3 separate regions of the Homo sapiens genome follow, and all the other regions are linked to region 3. Evidence: chromatin loops called from intact Hi-C (ENCODE). Cell type or tissue: A673. All regions are shown on one strand.

Region 1 (8,000 bases), 110 kb after region 3:
CTCCACCGACCTCAGGTCTTTGCACATGCTGTTCCATTCCTGCCAACTGCTTGCATAGCTAACTCCTACATATCCTTTAGTCTTCCCTGACCCTCCAATTCAGGACCAGGTACCCTTCCCTGACCCTCCAATTCAGGACCAGGTACCAACCTCAGGGCACTCTGTACAGCCCCCATGAGCAGAGAGGGGTTAAGGGGTGACCAGCTGATCAACCACCTGGGGCAGAAATCTACAAGGGGGAATAAAAATCACAGGAGATGTAATAAGATTAGAAAAATTTTATCTCCTAGAATCCTGTCAGGATAGTACACTATGTGGTTAGAAATAATATGCTGATAAGTCCCTCAGGGTTGGGGGTAATGTGCCCCAAGGGGCATGCCTTCCAAGGGTGTCACCTCTGTTTTACTGTGGAGTGGTTGTTTGGTCCAGTGGGGAATGCGAATTTGGGGCCAGAGTGGAATTGCTCAGAACTTTGGGTGTCAGGCCTCCTTTCTTCGCCCTTCCCTCCTGACAGGGTCCCAACATATAATATATATGTCTAGTGTATATGCTAGAAAGCTCTAGAGGAAGGGAAAGTACCACCAAAAAACTCTGGTGGGTGAGCAGCAGTCCTGCCTCCGCAAGTGCTCAGCCTCTTCCGTTTTAAAAACTGAATAAATGGCCAAGTGTGGTGGCTCATGCCTGTAATCTCAACACTTTGGAAGGCCAAGGTGGAAGGACTGCTTGAGCCCAGGAGTTCAAGATCAGCCTGGGCAACATAGCGAGACCCCATCTCTACAAAAATTGTAAAAACTAGCCAGGTGTGGTGGCGCATGCCTGTGGTCCCAGTTACTTGGGAGGCTGAAGTGGGAGGATCGCTTGAGTCTAGGAGGTTGAGTCTGCCGTAAGCCATGATGGCACCACTGCACTCCAGCCTAGATGACAGAGCGAGACTCTGTTACAAAAAAACCCAAAACTGAATAAAGATTTACAGCACATTGATTCGATAAAATTTCTATTTATTAACCTGTCCAGGTGCTCACATATTTCAGTCTGGATGCACCCATCAAAGCATCCATCACATAATAGTAACTTACCTGTGGCCCTGCTGGAAAGTCTGTACCATGATAATCATTAACATTTGAGTGGTTAATGCCAAGTGTTAATTCACTTAGTTATCAAAATAATTCCTTCGGGTGAATGCTATTTTCACTCCCGTTTTATAGTTGAGGAAACTGAGGCATAACAAAGTAAAGTAATTGGCAGGGCTGGATTTCAAACCCAGACAGTCTAGCTCTACCTGGTGCTCCAACCAGAATGATACACTCCCCCTTAGGATGGGACTGAGTCCTTTTACCTGAAACAGCCTCTGCAGCCAAGCACAGACCTAACACACAGAAAAATTTAATAAATGTTAGTTGAATGAATCTTCAATTAGTAGAAGACTGTTTATTCATTTCTTCAGTAAATATTTATCAAGTGCCTTCTATGTGGCCAGCACTATTCTGGGCACTGGCACAAAGTGGTGACAAGACCGCTGCAAGCCTGAGTGGCCTCTTGTTCAGCCTGACACACGATGCAGAAACTCCTTCTCCCACATTCCCACCTGATGGCCATCCCACCTCTGGTTCAGGAGATGGAAAGGCGATTGCTGTTAGATTCTTGTTTGTTTAAGAGACTGGCCTTCCTTGGCCTTCCACTTGAAGAAGCACAAACTTGCACTACAACCTCATGCCTATAACAGCCTTTTACATCTTGCAAGATAGTTCTAGCTCCTTCAGGTCTTCTTTATTCTAGGCTAGACTAAGCTTCCTCAGTTCCTTCATCAGTTCATGCTCTGATTACATTTCTGCAGGAGACAGCTTTCATTTACTTACTCATCCATTCATTTAAACTTTGCTTGCTGGGTGTGGTGGCTCAGTCTGTAGTCCCAGCACTTTGGGAGGCCAAGGCAGGCAGATCGCTTGAGCTCAGCAGTTTGAGACCAACCTGGGCGACATGGCAAAACCCTGTCTCTACTAAAAATAAAAAAATTAGCCAGGTGTGGTGGTGTGTGCCTGTAGTACCAGCTACTCAGGAGGCTGAGGCAGGAGGATCTCTTAAGCCTGGCAGACAGAGGTTGCAGTGAGCCAAGATCGTGCCACTGCACTCCAGCCTGGACCACAGAGCCAGACCCTATCTCAAAAAAAGCTTTACTAATGACTTACTATTAATATGTACCAGGTACTTTGCTAGGCCCTATGAATACAGAAATGAAGGGCATGGTTTCTTCCCTCAAGAAACGCATGGTCCACTGGGAGAATGAGGCATTTAGGGAAATAATTTCAACATTTCCTAGGTGACAAGTATAATAGAGATACAGTTATACTGAGTAGAACCACTCAGTGCTACAACTAGACTTTAAGCCGGCCACTCTGGGATCATTCAGTGTGGCCATGTTTATCTTGCATAGTGACCACGAGAATGAAAAGAAGAGCTAGGAAATAAATATCTCCACTGTCCTGATCTGAGTGTTGTCATTTAAAGGATGCAGTCCAGAACTGTAACTGATTTATTTAGCAGGTGGCTAACTTAAAAAAAAAAACCCTAGTATTAATTTCATGAAATGTTATCAGGCCCATCCTACACTAATGAAATGAGAGATAGATGAGAGATAGGCAGATAGATAGATAGATAGATAGATAGATAGATAGATAGAGAGATAGATAGATAGATGGATAAACATTTTGCATGTTTCATCCCTGGTAAATATCCTCTTATTTCAGTCTAGCAAAGCTCTCATATACAATACCAGGCCTTAGGAATCAAGGTCCAATTTCCAGCTCCATTATTTCAACCTCCAAGACCTACCTCATAGGTCTGTTGAGGGCATTAAAAGAAACAATGAATGAAATGATCTGGCACGTTGTAAGCCCCATAGTTGGTGCTCAATAAATGCTAGTAATATTTACTTGTGGCTTACTGGTTCCTCAAGATTCCTTAAAATCTGAATCTGGACACCCAATGTATGAGGCTGCGCTTCAGCTTCATGTCAGCTGCAAACCTGACAGGGTGTCTTCTAATTTTCAATAATCACTCCACTCCCAACTCCATTCCTCATCCGCATCTGCTTCCCTTCCATTTCCATCTTTGCTCGGCCCAAGTATCAGGCGCTATCTCAGAAGGTTGACAAACCAGCATTGCCACCTGGAGGACAGCATGAGAATCTGGGTGAGAGAACAATTTTATGGCACCAGATAAACCAACTCAGCTGTTCTGTGCCGGCACTAACGAGGCCAAGTTCAGAGGTTCATCCCCCAAAGGGGCCAATTAGCTTTACACTGAGAGGCACTCCGGAGTGCAGCCCCAGCCTCTAACCTTGGCCCCCAAGTTACACGTGTGTGGCTGTTGGTTAGAAGTGAATTCATCAATCCAATCCCATTTTTCATAATTTCTTTAAAACCCAGTTGTAAGGCAGCGTGGAAACAACAAAAATGCACAAGACCTTCTCCTTCCTCTTAAAGAAGCTTCAGCCTGCAACAGTGTTTCCCCAAATGAATCCTGAGACATTAATAGGAGTTATGAGAATAAGTGGCTCCAGTGTTAAATCAGTTTGGAAAACACTGATCTAATCAAAGTCGAGGAGCTTGTTTACGAAAGGGCTTTGCAGAGCTTGCTACATGCTAATATGCACGTGCTAATTTTCCAAGAAGGAAATGCAGTGTGCAGAGCTTCACAGATTTGGACAGCCATGGGCATCCGCACCTTTAAAAAAAAAAAAGAGGCCGGGCGCGGTGGCTCACACTTGTAATCCCAGCACTTTGGAAGGCCGAGGCGGGCGGATCATGAGGTCAGGAGATCAAGACCATCCTGGCTGACACGGTGAAACCCTGTCTCTACTAAAAAAAATACAAAAACTCAGCCGGGCGTGGTAGCGGGCGCCTGTAGTCCCAGCTACTCGGGAGGCTGAGGCAGGAGAATGGCGTGAACCTGGGAGGCGGAGTTTGCAGTGAGCCGAGATCGCGCCACTGCACTCCAGCCTGGGCGAGAGAGCGAGACTCCGTCTCAAAAAAAAAAAAAAAGAAAAGAAAAGAAAAAGAAAAGAAAAGAAAAAAGAAAAGAATAGTAACGAATCTACTGGCCCAGGATATGGCTACTTTCAATGGAACATCTATTTTAAGAAGCAATTCATCCATGGCAAAGGTTCACAGTCTATTGCTAAGTTTAAAAAACCAGGAAGGGGGAAGCATACTGTAGAACAATATCGCGTTTTGAAAAGATAGAAAAAGATGTACATATACTTGGGAGAATAAAAAACAAAAAGACACAAACCAAAATGTTAGCAGCTGTGATCTTTTTGTTGGGAGTGGTAGTTGTTTTTCTGTGCTCTGCTTTTTAAGTTTTCTGCCGTAAACATACAGCACGTGTTAATTTTAAAATGAAACCACCGGCCAGGCGTGGTGGCTCATGTCTGTAATCCCAGCACTTTAGGAGGCCGAGGTGGGCAGATCACCTGAGGTCAGGAGTTCGAGACCAGCCTAGCCAAAATGGCGAAACCCCGTCTCTACTACAAATACAAAAATTAGCCAGGTGTGGTGGCATACACCTATAATCCCAGGTACTCGGGAGGCTGAGGCAGGAGAATGGCGTGAACCTGGGAGGCGGAGTTTGCAGTGAGCCGAGATCGCACCACCGCACTCCAGCCTGGGCGACAGAGCGAGATTCCGTCTCAACTAAAAAAAAAAAAAAAAAAAAAAAAAAAAAGAGGAAGAAGAAAAGAATAGTAACGAATCTACCGGCCCAGGATATGGCTACTTTCAATGGAACATCTATTTTAAGAAGCAATTCATCCATGGGAAAGATTCACAGTCTATTGCTAAGTTTAAAAAACCAGGAAGGGGGAAGCATACTGTAGAACAGTATCACATTTTGAAAAGATAGAAAAAGATGTACATATACTTGGGAGAATAAAAAACAAAAAGACACAAACCAAAATGTTAGCAGCTGCGATCTTTTTGTTGGAGTGGTGGTTGTTTTTCTCTGCTCTGCTTTTTAAGTTTTCTGCCGTAAAGGTACAGCACGTGTTAATTTTAAAATAAAACTACCGGCCAGGCATGGTGGCTCATGCCTGTAATCCCAGCACTTTAGGAGGCCAAGGTGGGCAGATCACCTGAGGTCAGGAGTTTGAGACCAGCCTGGCCAACATGGCGAAACCCCGTCTCTACTAAAAATACAAAAATTAGCCAGGCATCGTGGCATGCACCTATAATCCCAGCTACTCGGGAGGCTGAGGCAGGAGAATCGCTTGAACCCTGGAGGTGGAGGTTGCAGTGAGCCAAGATCATGCCACTGCACTCCAGCCTGGGTGACACAGCAAGACTCCATCTCAAAAACATTTAAAAATGTAAAAAATTAAAAAATAAAACCACAAAGCCCTTGTTTTAGGACAGTGTACCATCTTCATATGACTATTATTGTGGAATGCAAATGTTTCTTACTTACAATGGGGTTACATCTTGATAAACTAAGTTGAAAATATCCTAAGTCAAAAATGCATTTAAAACTGGGCGCAGTGGCTCAGGCTTGTAATCCCAGCACTTTGGAAGGCCAAGGCGGGCAGATCACAAGGTCAGGCGATCAAGACCATCCTGGCTAACAAGGTGAAACCCCGTCTCTACTAAAAATACAAAAAAAATTAGCCGGGGGCCTGTAGTCCCAGCTACTCAGGAGGCTGAGGCAGGAGAATGGCGTGAACCCAGGAGGCGGAGCTTGCAGTGAATGGCGATGGCGCCACTGCACTCCAGCCTGGGCGATGGAGCGAGACTCCATCTCAAAATAAATAAATAAATAAATAATAAATTTTAAAAATGCATTTAGTACACCTAAGCTACTGAACATCATAGCTTAGCCTAGTCTACTCAGACATGCTCAGAACACTTACATCAGCCTACAGTTAAGCAATATCATCTAACACGAAGCCAATTTTATAATAAAGTGTTGAATATCTCATTTCCATTTTAACATTACCAAAAGTGAAAAACAGAATGGTTGCATGGGTACTTGAAGTATGGTTGCTGCTGAACGTGTATCGCTTTCACACCACTGCAAAGTTGAAAAATTCTAAATGGAACCATCATAAGTCAGGGACCATCTACACTCCTAAGAGCTAATATTTAGTGAAGAATAACTAAATTCCTGGATTATGAATTGCCTAGACTATTTCATCTAAACTTCATGTAAATCTTATAAGACAAGGTACCATTTTCTTGCCCCAATTTAAAGATGAAGGGCCAGGCGTGGTGGCTCACGCCTGTAATCCTAGCACTTTCAGAGGCTAGGATCACCTGAGGTGAGGAGTTCAAGATCAGACTGGCCAAGATGGCAAAACCCCACCTCTACCAAAAATACAAAAATTAGCTATGCATGGTGGTGCGTACCTGTAATCCCAGCTACTCGGGAGGCTGAGGCAGGAGAATTGTTTGAACCTGGGAGCCGCAGGTTGCAGTGAGCTGAAATTGCACCACTGCTCTCCAGCCTGGGCAACAGATCGAGACTCCATCTAAATAAATAAGTAAACAACTTGAAGAAACAGAGAAATAAACCTGATGGAGCCAGAATTTGGACCCATTACATCCCTGTTTGCCATCTACCTCCTTTTCCCAACACACACACACACACACAGATGACACAGTTTCTCCATGGAGAGATACTACACGTGGCCAACGAGATAGCTTTGCTATCTCATTGGCTACTGGTTGCCATTTATTAAGGGCTCACTGGTGCCAAGAATTATTCCAAGAGATTTGACATATATAAGCATGTAAACCAATAATAACTGGTCTCTCCTAGACCTTTAAGTTCTTTCTGCCTTCTGCAATATTGTGCAGGCTATCCCTGTCTTCTCCCTTACTTACTGACCTTTAGAAACCGCCAAAACTAGATACTCCTTTTATTTTGCTGGGTGGAGCAATTCAGCTCTTTCCAGCTTCTATGCATATATTCTACTGCTGCCCCACCTCAGTACATCCAAACGCCATGGCCGTGCTCTGTTAAATAGCAGACCTACCTGATCTCATGCTAGTGCATGCACACGTCCTCTCTCTTTCTCTGTCTCTCTCCCTCTCTCCCTCCCTGTGTGCTTCTGTGTCATGTGTACTCTCTATCACTTCTGGGGAAAGGCACAAAGGAAAAATGAATTTCCTTGCTGATATAAAGTGTGTCTACCTCCCTTAAAAGGCAGAAGTAGCTGTAGTCAGTTTGGTTTAATATACTATTTTTATTTTCCATTACACATACATTATCCAAGTAGGTTATTTTATTAATTCGATTTTATAGATGAGGAAACTGAGGTCAGATAACTTGCCTGAAGCACCAAGGCAGATGCCTGACTGGACCGTTGTTTAAATCAGGCCCTTCTGACTTCACATCTTGGTGTCACTAAGATGTAAAGAAGAATGAGGACACTCTGAGCTTCAGGACATGAGAAAGTCCCCTGAAGAAGTGGTTCTTAAAGTATGAAAAGGCTGACTCAATTTCTTCAATGTTAGCAAGGACAAACTGGTTAGAAGAGACCCCAACTGAAGCAAGCACACAATTCTTCACCCTTCAGGTCAGAAATCTGGTCCCACAAACCAGTTTAAAATGATGAAGCTGACTGCTTACCTCGCTGATAGCAGTGGCCTTCTAAGAGAAAATTCCTCCTTTTTCTCGCCCCTACCCGACGCCGGATTCCTCTTTAGGAGCCAGGCCATCATCAACATTTGAAAACTACTTCATTGTGCTTAGTCTTAAACAAAAACAAAAACAAAAAAAAACCTTTTTTTTTTTTTTTTTTTTTTGTATTTTTGATAGAGACGGGGTTTCACCATGTTGCCCAGGCTGGTCTCAAACTCCTGAGCTCAAGTGATCCTCAGGCTTTGGCCTCCCAAAGTGCTGGAATTACAGGGGTGGGCCACCACATCCAGCATTGTTGTGCTTAGTTTTTAAAAAAAAAGCCAGGCTCAGTGGCTCACATCTGTAATCCCAGCACTTTGGGAGCCGAG
Region 2 (8,000 bases), 130 kb after region 3:
CTGCTATTGCATCAGTATTATAATGTATACATAATATTATTAATAGATCAATATAAATATCCATTGCCATAACACCACTGTTGGCTTTCCTATTCACTACTATTGGTCATTTGGGCTATTTCTAATTTTTACTTTGTGTGTGTGTGTTTTGCTTGTTTTTTTTTAAGATGGAGTCTCGCTCTGTCGCCCAGGCTGGAGTGCAATGGCATGATCTCAGCTCACTGCAACCTCCACCTCCCGGGTTCAAGTGATTCTCTTGTCTCAGACTCCTGAGTAGCTGGGATTACAGGCGCACGGCACCACGCCTGGTTAATTTTTGTATTTTTAGTAGAGACGGGGTTTCACCATGTTGGTCAGGCTGGTCTTGAACTCTCGATTTTGTGATCCGCCCACCTCAGCCTCCCAAAGTGCTGGGATTACAGGCGTGAGCCACCACACCTGGCCTAATTTTTAGTTTTTTAATATACAGTACAGTAATTTGCTCTTACTGGAACATGGAATGGGAAAGAAAAGTGGAAGATGAACCTAATGAAAGAAAAATAACACGCTGCATCTTTCATGAGACTCCAGGATAAATCCAGTTAAATGATATGCTAATTACACAGAATAGAGAAACAATTCTGGAATTATAATAATAAAATTACTAGCCTTTTCTAGTAAATGTAAGTACCACAATTTTCAATAGAAAAACACATTTAATATAGTGTGTAAAATACACAGTACCCCACCCCCAACCTAGGTTAGATTCAAAAAATGTTCAAAATTGAGTATAAGAATACGAATGACATTCTAACTTGGCCAGGCACGGCAGTTCACACCTGTAATCCCAGCACTTTGGGAGTCCAAGGCAGGAGGATCGCTTGAGTCCAGAAGTTTGAGACCAGCCTGGGCAACACATAGTGAGACCCCGTCTCTGAAAAAAAACAAATTAAAAACAAACAAACAAACAAAAAGCAAATGGAAGAGTATCAGAATTCTATAATTTAGTGGAAAAAAACATGTGGCTATCTTTTAGCAAAATGAATTTGGTTAATAATGTAACAGAAGTGTGTGTGTATATATCACTTTAGGACTGTGGTTTCTAGTTAAAATTTTAAAATTTGCTCTCCCAAGTTCTTTTATTGAATAACTCTCAAGTACCCTCTGGTGGATGAGATGAGGAATACTTTGGTACCAGAGGTGCCGTTTGTCACCTATTATGTGCCTAAAAGTAATCATAACCCACATCGTTAGGTTTACATAGATAAAGGATACAGGAATAACGATTAATTTTAAAGAAACACTTTAGATATTTATAGTCATAGCTAATGGCAAGGATTTACATTTATTTTCTGAGATGGGATCTCACTATGTTGCCCAGGCTGGAGTGCAGTGGTTTTCATGAGGGTGATCATAGCTCACGATAGCCTTGGATTCCTGGGCTCCTGCATCAGCCTCCTGAGTAGCTGGGACTATAAGTGTGCACCGCCATGGCTGGCTAAAGTTTACTTTTATATTTATTAATATTAATAGATATTAATATTATCTATTATATTATTAATATTATATTATTAAAATAAATTGACAAGCCAAAATATGTTAATATTAGATAATTAATAATCAATTATTAGATAATAATATTAATATTATATGTTATATTTTTGGCTTGTCAATTTATTTTAAATAACTGCTATCGGAAATTTCCCTTTTACTACTATCTTTGGAGTAAAAAATTAATATGATGGTTTTAGTCACCTTAAATAGGTCATTAAACATCTTTTCAAAGAACCCATAGGTAGGTTAAAGAAAAATATTAACTTTCACTCAAATGTAAATAATTTAAAAGGCCCCCTCCCCCTCCCCCTCCCCCTCTCCCCACTGTCTCCCTCTGATGCCGAGCCAAAGCTGGACTGTACTGCTGCCATCTCGGCTCACTGCAACCTCCCTGCCTGATTCTCCTGCCTCAGCCTGCCGTGTGCCTGCAATTGCAGGCGCGCGCTGCCACGCCTGACTGGTTTTCGTATTTTTTTGGTGGAGACGGGGTTTCGCTGTGTTGGCCGGGCTGGTCTCCAGCTCCTAACCGCAAGTGATCCGCCAACCTCGGCCTCCCGAGGTGCCGGGATTGCAGACGGAGTCTGGTTCACTCAGTGCTCAATGGTGCCCAGGCTGGAGTGCAGTGGCTTGATCTCGGCTCGCTACAACCTCCACCTCCCAGCCGCCTGCCTTGGCCTCCCAAAGTGCCAAGAGTGCAGCCTCTGCCCGGCCGCCACCCCGTCTGGGAAGTGAGGAGTGTCTCTGCCTGGCTGCCCATTGTCTGGGACGTGAGGAGCCTCTCTGCCTGGCTGCCCAGTCCTCACTTCCTGGCCATCCCATCTAGGAAGTGAGGAGCGTCTCTGCCCGGCCGCCCATCGTCTGAGATGTGGGGAGCGCCTCTGCCCGGCCGCGACCCCATCTGGGAGGTGAGGAGCGTCTCTGCCCAGCCGCCCCGTCTGAGAAGTGAGGAGACCCTCCGCCTGGCAACCACCCCGTCTGAGAAGTGAGGAGCCCCTCCGCCCAGCAGCCACCCTGTCTGGGAAGTGAGGAGCGTCTCCGCCCGGCAGCCACCCCGTCCGGGAGGGAGGTGGGGGTCAGCCCCCGCCAGGCCAGCCACCCCGTCCGGGAGGGAGGTGGGGGGGGTCAGCCCCCCGGCCCGGGCCAGCCGCCCCGTCCGGGAGGTGAGGGGTGCCTCTGCCCGGCCGCCCCTACTGGGAAGTGAGGAGCCCCTCTGCCTGGCCACCACCCCGTCTGGGAGGTGTACCCAACAGCTCATTGCGAACGGGCCATGATGACAATGGCGGTTTTGTGGAGTGGAAAGGGGGGAAAGGTGGGGAAAAGATTGAGAAATCGGATGGTTGCCGTGTCTGTGTAGAAAGAAGTAGACATGGGAGACTTTTCATTTTGTTCTGTACTAAGAAAAATTATTCTGCCTTGGGATCCTGTTGATCTGTGACCTTACCCCCAACCCTGTGCGCTCTGAAACATGTGCTGTGTCCACTCAGGGTTAAATGGATTAAGGGTGGTGCAAGATGTGCTTTGTTAAACAGATGCTTGAAGGCAGCATGCTCGTTAAGAGTCATCACTACTCCCTAATCTCAAGTACCCAGGGACACAAACACTGCGGAGGGCCCCAGGGTCCTCTGCCTAGGAAAACCAGAGACCTTTGTTCACTTGTTTATCTGCTGACCTTCCCTCCACTATTGTCCTAGGACCCTGCCAAATCCCCCTCTGCGAGAAACACCCAAGAATGATCAATAAAAAAATAAACTAAAAAAAAAATAATTTAAAAGGCAACAACATAACCTAGCTATAATTTCTGCTTTAAGGAAACCTAAAAATGACAAACAGAAAGTCAGCATTTTTCAAAATATGTGCTGTGAGATACTAGTTCCCGGATGTGCTGGAGGGGGAGTAAGAGAAGGGTACCCTCTTAGTTGAGAGAAATTTCAGAAGATTAATTTCCTCCCTTTGTTTTGTTTCCACACTCAGATCGTAAGTTTCTGATAATTTGCTTTTTGTGCTACTTGCTCATGGGAAGAGCATGTCCTGGGCCACACGACACAAGCTTTCCAGGCTTTTGCTTCACAGCTCAAGTTAGCCTTGTGAAGCTAAATGTCAGCATTCATGGCTAGGCATGGTGGCTCATACCTGTAATCCCAGCACTTTGGGAGACCGAGGCAGGCGGACCACTTGAGGTCAGGAGTTCGAGACCAGACTGGCCAACATGGCGAAACCCTGTCTCTACCAAAAATTTAAAAATTAGCCAGGCATGGTGGCACATGCCTGTAGTCCCAGCTACTCGGGAGGCTGAGGCACAAGAATCACTTGAACACAGTAGGCAGAGGTTACAGTGAGCCAAGATGGCACCACTGCACTTCAGCCTGGGTGACAAAGCAAGACCATGTCTCAAAAAATAAATAAATAAAAAATAAATGTCAGCACTTATACTTATATAAAAACATATGCGTATGTTCTTGTATACATATAGTGATTTAGCTGAGTAGTTAATTTAGTCATAGCAAATACGCTTAACACTTTACATAGCAAATATGCATAACAAATACGCTTAACACTTTTTCTTCTTTAAGTGGAAGGGCCATAGTGGGGGGACTTTCACCTTCAAAGCTACACTTTCTCTAATATTTGAAATTTTTACAATAGCATGTTTAATGTATATAACCTAAATATATACATATATTTAAGTTACCATATTCAATTGTAGAATTTGAGAGGTAAAAAATATTTTCCCAAAAATGTTCCCAAATGCATCTCTCAAGCTTCCACATGCCCAGACTGGCAGAAAATCCAATTTTCCTAAGCACAGCCCACCTACCTCCTTCTCTGCAAAACTCCCCTGCCTCTGCTTGTATTCAAAGCACAAGCCCTGGCTGAATGTGCTTGCCAAGTCCCTAGAATTGAAGCTTAGAGCGCCCCCTTGAGCCTTGAGGGGCATCCACAGTGCTGCCCAGCTCTTATTCTTTAATATGCAACCGACGAACGTTGACTTGGTGTAAGAGACCCTCTTGTCAATGCTGCTGCTGTTGCTCCTCCCAGTGACCTTAGAGTTCTTTTTAGAAATAGTTTCTCTCACTGAAAAATATAAAAGTCATCTTCACCAGACTCTAAGCTTTTCTTTTTTTTTTTTTCGAGACAAGTTCTCTCTCCGTCACCCAGGCTGGAGTGCCATGGCACAATCTCAGCTCACTGTAACCTCCGCCTCCCGGGCTCAAGCGATCCTCTCACTTCAGCCTCCCCACCCACCCCCCACCCCCCGGGTAGCTGGCACTAGAGGCATGCGCCACCATGCCCGGCTAGTTTTTTGTGTGTTTTTGTTTTTATTTTTTGAGACAAGGTTTTACCATGTCACCCAGGCTGGTCTTGAACTTTTAGACTCAAGCGATCCACCCCCCTCAGCCTCCCAAAGTGCTGGGATTACAGGAATGAGCCACCATGCCCGGCCTTATGTATTATTTGTTTAAACTTCACAACATACCTCGATGATAGGTGCTATTCTTCCCATTTTATAGATGAGAAGACTGAGATTTGGAGAGCTTAAATAAGGGGTTTAAGGAGACATTGCATGAATGCTCAACTTCTTGGACAAATAGGACATGAAACTCATATGGAGGTGATTCTGTCAAAAGCATCTACGCAAGGGCTCTGCAGTCTACACCTAGGATGGGCTAAGCCCAGGTTTTCCACACTAGGATGTGTGGACTTTCTGGAATAAGCAGAATCCTGTAGGTACTGATACGGTAAGTAAACACAGTGTATCATCTAAGAGTATGTATTAGTCCATTTTCGCCCTGCTATAAAGACATATCCAAAAGTGGATACTTTATAAAGAAAGGAGGTTTAATTGACACACAGTTCTGCATGGATGGAGAGGCCTTAGGAAACCTACAATCATGGCAGAAAGCCAAGGGGAAGCAAGGCATGTCTTACATGGCAGCAGGTGAGAAAGAGAAGACAGGGGAAACTGCCAAACACTTTCAAAGCTTCAGATCTCATGAAAACTTACACACACCGTCACAAGAACATCACAGGAGAAACCACTCCCATGATCCAATCACCTCCCACCAGATCCCTGCCTTGACATATGGGAATTACAGTTTGAGATGAGATTTGGGTGGGGACACAGAGCCAAACCATATCAGAGTATCAGTTTTCCTTCAAGGTTTTTTGGGGTAAATGTTATTTTATAGTAAGACCAATGGATATATTAAGGAGCATAAATGAAACATTTTAAAATACTTTGAGATAAAAAGGCAAAAAGATAAAACTAAAGCCATCCCGTTGGTGAAAGATTGCATCACAAAATCCTCTAGGACAATGCTTCTCATGCTTTCACGTGCAGATGTCTCTCCTGTAGGCAGGGCCAGCTCCATGGGTGTGAGGCCTGTGGAGTCGCACCTACACTTGCAGATCCTGACTCAGCATGGCTAGGCTAAGGCTGCGATTCTGCAGTTCTAACGAGCTCCCACGTAATACCTGTTGTTGGTCCAAAGACCACACGTTGAGTGGCAAGACCCAGCCCTTCTCTCTATACCTCTGTTTGTTAACACTTAACCAGGAAAGTTTAAGAAGCAGTAGAGAAGGAGGGCAGTGAATCACAGCAGTCAAAATAATATAGTGAAAAGCGTGGGTCTTTACCACTACTTACTCTGTAAAATACTGAGAGGTGACAGCGTGCTGGCAGTCCTCAGAGCCCTCGCTTGCTCTCGGCACCTCCCCTGCCTGGGCTCCCACTTTGGTGGCACTTGAGGAGCCCTTCAGCCCCCCACTGCACTGTGGGAGCCCCTTTCTGGGCTGGCCAAGGCCGGAGCCCACTCCCTCAGCTTGAAGGGAGGTGTGGAGGGAGAGGCACGAGCCGGAACCGGGGCTGCGTGCGGCGCTTGCGGGCCAGCTGGAGTTCCGGGTGGGCGTGGGCTTGGCTGGCCCCGCACTCGGAGCAGCCAGCCAGCCCTGCTGGCCCCGGACAATGGGGTACTTAGCACCCGGGCCAGTGGCTGCGGAGGGTGTACTGGGTCCCCCAGCAGTGCTGGCCCACCGGCGCTGCGCTCGATTTCTTGCCGGGCCTTAGCTGCCTTCCCGCCGGGCAGGACTAGGGACCTGCAGCCCGCCATGCCTGAGCCTCCCACCCCCTCCATGGGCTCCGGTGCGGCCCGAGCCTCGCGGACGAGCACCACCCCCTGCTCCAGGCGCCCCGTCCCATCGACCACCCAAGGGCTAAGGAATGCGAGCGCACGGCGCAGGACTGGCAGGCAGCTCCACCTGCAGCCCCGGTGCGGGATCCACTAGGTGAAGCCAGCTGGGCTCCTGAGTCTGGTGGGGACGTGGAGAGTCTTTATATCTAGCTCAGGGATTGTAAATACACCAATCAGCACCCTGTGTTTAGCTCAAGGTTTGTGAGTGCACCAATCGACACTCTGTATCTAGCTGCTCTGGTGAGGACGTGGTGAGTCTTTATATCTAGCTCAGGGATTGTAAATACACCAATCAGCACCCTGTGTTTAGCTCAAGGTTTGTGAGTGCACCAATCGACACTCTGTATCTAGCTGCTCTGGTGAGGACGTGGAGAGTCTTTATGTCTAGCTCAAGGATTGTAAATACACCAATCGGCACTCTGTATCTACCTCAAGGTTTGTAAACACACCAATCAGCACCCTGTGTTTAGCTCAAGGTTTGTGAATGTACCAATCGACACTCTGTATCTAGCTGCTCTGGTGGGGCCTTGGAGAACCTGTGTGTCGAAACTCTGTATCTAACTAATCTGATGGGGACGTGGAGAACCTTTGTATCTAGCTCAGGGATTGTAAATGCACCAATCAGCGCCCTGACAAAACAGGCCACTTGGCTCTACCAATCAGCAGGATGTGGGTGGGGCCAGATAAGAGAATAAAAGCAGGCTGCCCGAGCCAGCATTGGTAACCTGCTCAGGTTTTCTTCCACACTGTGGAAGCTTTGTTCTTTGCAATAAATCTTGCTACTGCTCACTCTTTGGGTGCATGCTGCTTTTATGAGCTGTAACACTCACCGCGAAGATCTGCAGCTTCACTCCTGAGCCCAGCAAGACCACAAGCCCACCGGAAGGAATAAACAACTCCAGACACGCTGCTTTAAGAGCTGTGACACTCACTGCGAAGGTCTGCAGCTTCACTCCTGAGCCAGCGAGACCACGAACCCCCCAGAAGGAAGAAACTCCGAACACATCTGAACATCAGAAGGGATAGACTCCAGACGCACCACCTTAAGAGCTGTAACACTCACCGCGAGTGTCTGCGGCTTCATTCTTGGAGTCAGTGAGGCCAAGAACCCCACAATTCTGGACACAATACCACAGATTGCTTTTCTCCTGATGGCTCAGTTTCCTCCTCTGTAAAATGAGAATAACAGTCACCTTGTAGAATAGCTGTGTGGGTTAAATGTGTGTAAAGCATTTCACATTCAGTGTTCAGTAAAGACAGCTACTTTCAAGCTTTAAA
Region 3 (8,000 bases):
TCCCCCCCATCAACTTTTAAAACTAGAATGTTCATCATTTTGGGTTTGTCTAATGATTTGTCTCATAATTAGACATGTTATATATTCTCAGCAGAACTACTAAAAAGAGTGATCCTCTCTGTCCTTTTCAGATATCACATCTGGAGGCCTGAGATGCTCATCTGCCCCACATAGATCACCTGGTCAAGGTGCTATCCAATTTCTCTACTGTGTAATTAGCGTTTTTCCTTCTCATAGCTAGTGAGGAATATATGGGAAGGTACTTGAAGACCATCCAAATATCCATATCTTGTTCTTTGTTTCTCTGTTGAAATTTAGCATCTATTGATAATGCTTGCTTGATTCTATCTTAACTGTCACAGTTGCAAAATGATTTTTCCAGCTCTCATGCTGTCTTCCCATTTACCAGTTGGCATCCAAGATTCTGCTGTAAACACGAGTCCTTCCTTCTCCCTCATTTATTTATCACTGGAATAAACTCATGAATTCTGCCCCCTGCCATGCTTAAAACTCATTACTATCCTTAATTCGTTACTGTCCTTAATTGTTTTGATAATCAAATTGTCTTAGATTTGGCTATTGAGAGCCCCTTTAAGCTGGCTCCTTTGTCTTTATGACATGTTTACATCATTTTTTTCATTTCATTTCATTTATTTATTTAGTTTTTACTATTTCCTTACTTTCTGGAATAACAAGATGTTGCAGACTTATCTTCTATCTTCCTTGCCCCTTCCCTGCAAATTCCTGGGTTTTACTTCCTACTTTGATGTTGATTTACCATTTATTCTTAAAATTATAGAAAACCTCATCTCCCCTATTTATTTACTTACTGGCCCTCTCTCTTAGCTACTCATGCCATAAATATTTGTTCCTGCTTTTCCACATGCATGACATTGGCCTAAATGCTGTGAGCGATGATAAAGAACTTAAAGGCTAGTTTCAGAAAAGGCCTTCTTCTCAAATCAAGTTTTAAAGTAGAGAATAGGTGGGGCGCAGCGGCTCATGCCTGTAATCCCAGCACTTTGGGAGGTCGAGGTGGGCGGATCACCTGAGGTCAGAAGTTCGAGACCAGCCTGGTGAAACCCTGTCTTTACAAAAATTAACCTAGTGTGGTGGTGCATGCCTGTCATCCCAGCTAGTCGGGAGGCTGAGGCAGAAGAATCTCTTGAACCCAGGAGGTGGAGGTTGCAGTGAGCCAAGATCATGCCACTGCACTCCAGGCTGGGCCACAGACTGAGACTCCATCTCAAAAAAAAAAAAAGAAAGAAAGAAAGAAAGAAAAAAGCAGAGAACAAAGTTTTAAATAAAACAAAGAAAATATAACAATCAGGCTGGGCATGGTGGCTCAAACCTGTAATCCCAACACTTTGGGAGACTGAGGCAAGAGGATTGCTTGAGCCCAGGAGTTCAAAACCAGCCTGGGAGACAGAGCAAGACCCTGTCTCTAAAAAAAAAAAAAAAAAGAGGAGGAAAGAAAGGGAGAAAGAGAGAGGGAAGGGAAGGGGGGGAAGGAAGAGAAGGAAAGGAAGAAAAGGGAAGGAAGGAGGAAGAACGGAAGGAGGAAGGAACAAAGGAAGGAAGGAAATATATTGGGCACTATGTGCCAGGCAGGTGCTACAGTCTGGCAAGGGTAAACCAGAGACAGTGTCCCTGATTTTGTGGAACTCAGGGTTCAGGGTTTAGCAGCAATGTTCTATTGAAGTCAGGGGACAACAAAGGAAGAGGAGTTGCTTGATGAATGTGTAGATTCCTGGGTCCCATCCAAGAGATCCTGATTCTGTAGATTTGCAGTTTGGTCCAGGAGCCAGCATATTAATAGTTTATCCTATTAATTAGAAGATTTCTAGTACTTGAGAATGATTGGATGAGCAGCTGTAAATTGGAGAGATTGAGGGGGCTACCTGGAAGAGGCGGGGCTTGAGCTGAGGGTCCAAGGTCAAGTCACAGGTCAGCAATGTCCACAGGGCCCAGATCTTGTAGAAACTGGCAATTAAGGGCACCCCACCAGAAAGTGACAGCATCAAAATTTAAACCCTTCACTGGCTGGCCTCCAGCCAACACCCATACACAAACTGGGCTCACTGAAATACTCATGCTGCAAGTCAAGGTCCCCAAGTCTTTGCTCTTCCAGGTCCAAGGCCATTTCAAATGTCTCTTTCTCTTTACTCCAGACAGATATGCTTGGGCCAATTTAATTGTTCCCTTATCTGCGTTTCCAGAGCACTTTTTACATTGCTTTATTGTGGTGCTAATCCTATATCATTGTGCTTTGTTTACATTTCTGCCTAAACTCAAATATCCCCAAATAATCTGGGACGGAAGGTGTTCATTCTCCCTCTTTTGCAGATGGGAAACCTGCTGTTCAGTGAGGTGAGACTTCGAGAGAGCAGCAGGGCACAGGGTGAAGCGCCTTGGTTAAAGCGACTGCTGTCACTTCTCAGCTGCAGGACCTTAGGAAGTTAGTTACTTAACCATCTGTGCTTCATTTTCCTTGGCAGCACAATGCAGGTGATAAGAAGTAGAAACTGCCACCGAGGCAGGTTATGTGGCCTCAAGGAGTTAATGTATGTAAAACTAGAAGAGTGCCTGGCAAATGGTAAGTGCTATGTAAATGGTTATTAAGCAATTAAAGTCATGTCCACTGGAATTCAAATCCAAGTCTTCAGATGATAAATCTCCTAGATGCTTGTTCTATTTTAACTTTGTAGGACTCCAAGTTTTCCTGAAAAGTAGTAGTTATTTTAGAAGCAGCAATAAAAGGAAGCTGGTTTGGGGCAAAAGACATTCAAGAGATAAGAGGATGCAAAATGTTCCAGCCAACTGCTTTAATGAAGGCACGGACCAGGGAAGAGAGCAGATGTCAGTTCTCCTGACCCTAGGTCTAGAGCACACACAGTAACACATTCATGCAAGGACCACCAGGGTAGACCTTGGGAGCTGGTCCCACTGAGTCCCTTTACATGTCTTTCCTCTTAAGTCAGTTGTGGGTTAGATATTTGGGCCCCTGGGGTGACGTGCTACAAAGACTGCCTGCGCATCCACAATTCTGCAAGATGGTGCCATTGACAAATGGAAAAGGTTAATTATTGCTTTGTTGAGCATGACAAAAATATTGGCTGATTTCTTGAATCTTAATGTGTGTTGTGCTACAATGGGGATTAAGAATAAAGTTTAGATTTCCAAAGCAATGATCATTTGTATTTTTACTTAATACTGCTTATAAGATAATTGCATAGATAAAATCTATTACCATTACTATTATTACTGTAAATATGGTTTAAAATGGTGAATTAAATTGTGATTGATTTTGAAGATGATGTGCAGAACAAATGAGTGATGAATGTATGTGAAAGTTTTCAGTTTAGGAACCAAGGGTAGACAGTATCTACATGTGGAAGAGTTTCAGTGATTAACCTTTGCATCAAATATTAATAACTTAGAATGCTTGATCTTCCTAACTGGGAGATATTTTAGAATAGCCATTCTCAAACTTGAGCATGCGTCAGAATCATCTTTAAGGCATATTAAAACACAGGTGGGGCACGGTGGCTCATGTCTATAACCCAACACTTTGGGAGGCCAATGCAGGTGGATTACTTGAGTCCAGGAGTTCAAGACCAGCCTGAGCAACATGGGGAAACCCAATCTCTACCAAAAAGATAAAAATTAGCTGGGCGTGGTGGTGTGAGCCTGTAGTCTCAGCTACTACAGAGGCTGAGGTGGGAGGATTGCTTGAGCCCAAGAAGTCAAGGCTGCAGCGAGCCAGGATCATAACACTGCACTCCAGCCTGGGGGACAGAGAGAGATCTTGTCTCAAAACAAAGAAACAAACAAACAACCCACAAATTGCTGAACCCCATCCCCAGATTTTCTGATTTAGGGTATCTGGGGTGGGGCCCATGAATCTGTTTCTTTATTATAATAAGTTACCAGGTGATGTTGATTCTGCTGGTCCCCAGAGAGTTTGAGAACCACTGACTTAGAACAAACATCCCCTCGCTGGTAATGCCTTTCCATCACCTGAGCTGGAATGCAATGTAACTGGATTTGTTTTAAATAGGCCACCTTAAGCAGTCAAATTTCCCAACTACTTGTAGCATTTTACAGACCAAGAGAGCCATCACTTCATTATTTCTCCTCTAGAAGAAAAAAAATCATTTGTCTCTCTGTCCAGGGATTTAAAAAAATTAAAAATAACAAAGATCACAAACCTTAGGAAGATTTAAAGGAATCTTATAGTTAACATGCAGCCTTAGCTGCATGTTTCTTGTGTCTTAATAACTGAACACATTTAGACTTCTTGCATTTCCGAGTACTCTAAGGAAATCATTGAAAAGCATATTCTTCTTCATCTAGGTTTGTCCTACGTCGGGACCCTCCTGGGCTAGCGCGCTTTAAGGTGATGGCCAGAAGGTGGCGCTCTGCATCAGTTCATGGGGGCGGCCTGACTCCGGGGAAGGCAAACACACAAACCAAGGTGCCTGCTTTAAATCCGCAAAGTAAAGGTCCTCTTAACCACTTGTCATAAAACACCCTGAGACACCCGTCTTGGAAAATCGAAGTGTCAAGCTCAGCATCTTTGCCACATTTCAAACTAGGTAATTACCTTCTCTCCCAAAGGGAATCTGCTTTATGTATTTGTGTCCTTTCTAGGTTACAAGTTTCCCAAAGGCAATGATCTTGCCTTCCACTCACTCCATACAATGCTGAAGTGAAATGCATATTGTACAATAACAATTTAATTATTCTACATTCCTCTGAGCTACATGATGACCTGTTACATAATTGCCAGTAATATAGAAATGTGCCTGCCTCATACAAACCCTTGCAATACACAGAAGTTTTTATTTGACCTAAGAGTAAATTGCTTATTTGCTTCTCCTTTAGAAAAGAAAAAGCAGAGCATTTCCCCGCCATCCCAAATTATAAGTCGTAATCAAATAAACAACACTGTATTTCAGTCTGTCATTTTTATTAAGCCTGCAGAGCTGTTTTTTTTTCTACACACGACAAATACTTTGATATAATCTAGGATAATAAAATAGTTGAACAACTTTTTAAGATTTATATTTGTATAGAAACAATCTGTGGAACTCCTCCCCTCAAAATGAAGGTGTCTAAAAACAGTGATTCATCAGCATTGCTTTAAATAATTGTTTGGTTAAAAGTTGTGGTTTCCATTCTCAACCGAAATGCGTCTCCATGCAGTTTTCCTTGGGTCCAAAGCTTAAGGCCTTGGGAAGGGGGCCAAGAAAAAAAGAATGGCCACTCTCCTTTCTGTCCTTCCCTTGTGTGGAGGACAGTGATTGAAACAGGGGAGTTAAAAAGCCAGGAAGAAAAGAAATCAATTGCACATCTCTAGTTCGCAAGCGTCAAAGTCACAACAAGTCTGTACACAACAACTCTCTATCTGTAGATATGAAATTCCATCATGATAGCACAGCGCCTGCTTGCCCCTAAATGTTCCTTTCTTCTGCTAATCATGTCAGTTACTATGGATGGGCTGTGGCCATAAGTTCTCCCTCAAGGGCTGGTCCTTCTGTCACCTTGAAGTGTCAGCCCCTGAATTATGCCACTTGGATGCTATGTCTTGATACCCAATAAAGGTCTACCATCCCCTAAGAAATCCCTTACCCCACCCTCAAACCCCCAAAGTGCCTAAGAGTGAAGACGAAGATGCCATGGAGACGGCGTCTTCAGTGAACACCTCCCCAAAGATGCCCGGGGACTCGGGCCTATATCATCCCATTGATCTTAGTCCACTCGTAGATGTCCTGTTCGCACACTATGTCAGAGTTGATGAGGAGGTATCTGTCACCTACACAGAAATGCTTCTGACAGGCGGCGCATTTGAAACATTCCAGGTGATACACTTTGTCTTTCACCCGCATTGTCATCTCATAGGCACGAATCCGCTTGTCACAGGATGCGCAGAGACCGTCTTGCCCAAAAAGCCTGGGGCAAAAGAAAGAAAAGCTAAGAAGACAGTGAAAGGGACAATCCTGGAAGACAGGGCTCGGGGATGAGCCCTAGAAAGGAGGCCGAACTTTCAGGATGTCAGGAAGCCAGGGAAGGTCGGCTCCAGAAGGAGGGCCGGCTAGTGCAGTCTTCACCAGCAGGCAGAGGGAACTCAGATGAAACTGGCATTTGGATCTGGCATAACTCCTCCCTTTTCTGAGCCCTCTCCTTGTCTGCAGCAACCGCTCATCATTCCCCTAGGCTGCCCCCTGGCTCCTCCTCTGTGGGCAAGGCTCTCAGCTGATGTGATCTATCATAAGGAGTTAGGCAAGTATTACCTGTCCCCTCCCAGGGGAACCCTCATTTCAGAAGAGCAGCTGGAGAGAGACCCTAGGGGCCCCTTTGAGAGGGTACTGACCAGGAATGCAATAAAACGGGCATTCTTCTGAGGCTCCCAAACTCTATCATGTCAACAGCCACTGATTCTACCCATGGGGAGAGCTGGCCTTGAATACCTCCATAAGCTGCAAAGCACATCTCCCCCTGATTATTCGCTGGGGCCCCAGCTGCTGGGAGACAGGGAGTTCCACAGAAAACACGCGGTGCAGCTAATCGTGCCTCTGAGATATGGAGGACCAACAGCATCTCTCCACCATGAAGGGAGGATCTTAATTCATGGCCCTCGCTGCCCACTGGCATGAATCAAAAGGGAAACTTCTTTTCTGACATTTAAATCAAGACTCTCCCAAGCCTCAGTTGATCAGTCACTTATTTCAGGCAGTATTCAGTGTCAAGGTGGGAGACAGAACATGGCAGGGCTCAGTGCAGTGGTTCTCAAAGTGTTGGTCCTGGGACCAGCGACATCAGCACTGCCTGGGAACCTGACAGAAATACAAATTCTCAGGCTGGGCGCAGTGGCTCACACCTGTAATCCCAACACTTTGGGAGGCTGAGGCAGGCAAATCACTTGAGCTCACAAGTTCGAGACCACCCTGGGCAACATGGTGAAACTGTGTCTTTACAAAAAATACAAAAATTAGCCGGGTGCGGTGGTGCATGCCTCTAGTCTCAGCTATTAATACTTGGGAGGCTGAGGTGGGAGGATGGCTTTAGCCCGGGAGGTGGAGGTTGCAGTGAGCCGAGATCATGCCACTGCACTCCAGCCTGGGCCACAGAGCCATACCTTGACTCAAAAGAAAAGCAAAAACTAAACAAACAAACAAAAAAACAAATTCTCAGCCCTCCTCCTTCCCTACCCAACTGAGACACCCTGGGGAGAAGGCCCAGCAGTCTGTGCGTTAATGAACACTTCCGGGGGACTGGTTGCAGGCTGACATTTGAGAATCAACAGCAAAAGTGCAGTAACACAAGTACCGGAAGCAGAGAAGACCCAGCTTCAATGTCCCGGACCAGCCCTGAGTGACCCTGGAGAGACCTCTGATTCTCTGAGCCTCAGTGAAATGGCAGCCATCATAGGCTCCACCTCACTCAGCTGTTAAAACAACCAAACGAAGCATGTCAGGGCACCCATGGTCAAGGGCTAAGCCAACGCTGGTTATGTTTTAACACATCTTGGGTGTATTCCCAGCTGTGCCAGTCTTGCTGCAGGAAGTAATTTTCACTCGTGGCTGAAAACATAGCATGTTAGCAGGTGGTTTCTACATAAAACCTTTAGGACAGTTTTAGGTGAATGCTTGCTCTTATTGGAAGTTCTGGTTGATTTCAGGATATCAGAGAATCAGTGGGTACATTCTGAGAGGTTGTAGGGGACCTAAGGGCAGTTGACACATTTTGCAATATTTGGGCGAGATTAATGGAATTGACAAGAGGTGGTCTGTGAGTGGAGAGCTCATTGTTCGGGCCAGGGCCAGCTAATTTGCCTCTGAATCCTGCTTTCCATTTGAAGATCTCTGAGTGTTTTCAAAGCACCGCCTGGGAGCAAACTCATTACTGGGGGGAGAACATTTTATCCCAACGTAGCAGATGGTGGAGCTGCAGGTAACCGCCACATTGGAGGTCACAGAGTGGAAAGACAGTTCTGG

What was found. A loop is a pair of places that touch in the nucleus more often than their neighbours do. Peaks named below come from ENCODE experiments on the same cell type or tissue, not always from the same donor. Only the 100,000 strongest peaks of a DNase experiment are listed, where the experiment ranks them.
Region 1: a loop joins it to region 3, with 6 times the contacts of the local background. A loop is called at or near these places in 106 of 110 quality-filtered maps.
Region 2: a loop joins it to region 3, with 4 times the contacts of the local background. A loop is called at or near these places in 95 of 110 quality-filtered maps.

Annotation. Positions count from the first base shown.
Region 1 is chr11:33,968,047-33,976,046 of GRCh38, forward strand. No RefSeq gene overlaps it. Among named protein-coding and RNA genes, the nearest start is that of CAPRIN1, 80 kb to the right of the region's middle. RefSeq lists silencers at 1,576-1,870, 3,016-3,310. In A673, CTCF peaks have their summits at 3,169 (motif pointing left) and 3,368; a DNase peak (open chromatin) is centred at 3,165; H3K27ac peaks cover 1,682 bases.
Region 2 is chr11:33,983,727-33,991,726 of GRCh38, forward strand. No RefSeq gene overlaps it. Among named protein-coding and RNA genes, the nearest start is that of CAPRIN1, 64 kb to the right of the region's middle. RefSeq lists an enhancer at 6,023-6,594. In A673, CTCF peaks have their summits at 1,156 (motif pointing left) and 4,459 (motif pointing left); DNase peaks (open chromatin) are centred at 1,145 and 4,435; H3K27ac peaks cover 2,561 bases.
Region 3 is chr11:33,853,621-33,861,620 of GRCh38, forward strand. It overlaps LMO2 (LIM domain only 2), which reads right to left. Exons shown (of 6, transcript NM_005574.4): 6 at 4,956-5,955. The coding sequence ends at 5,736. Among named protein-coding and RNA genes, the nearest start is that of LMO2, 34 kb to the right of the region's middle. RefSeq lists a silencer at 4,359-4,532. In A673, a CTCF peak has its summit at 4,398 (motif pointing right); a DNase peak (open chromatin) is centred at 4,441; H3K27ac peaks cover 1,112 bases.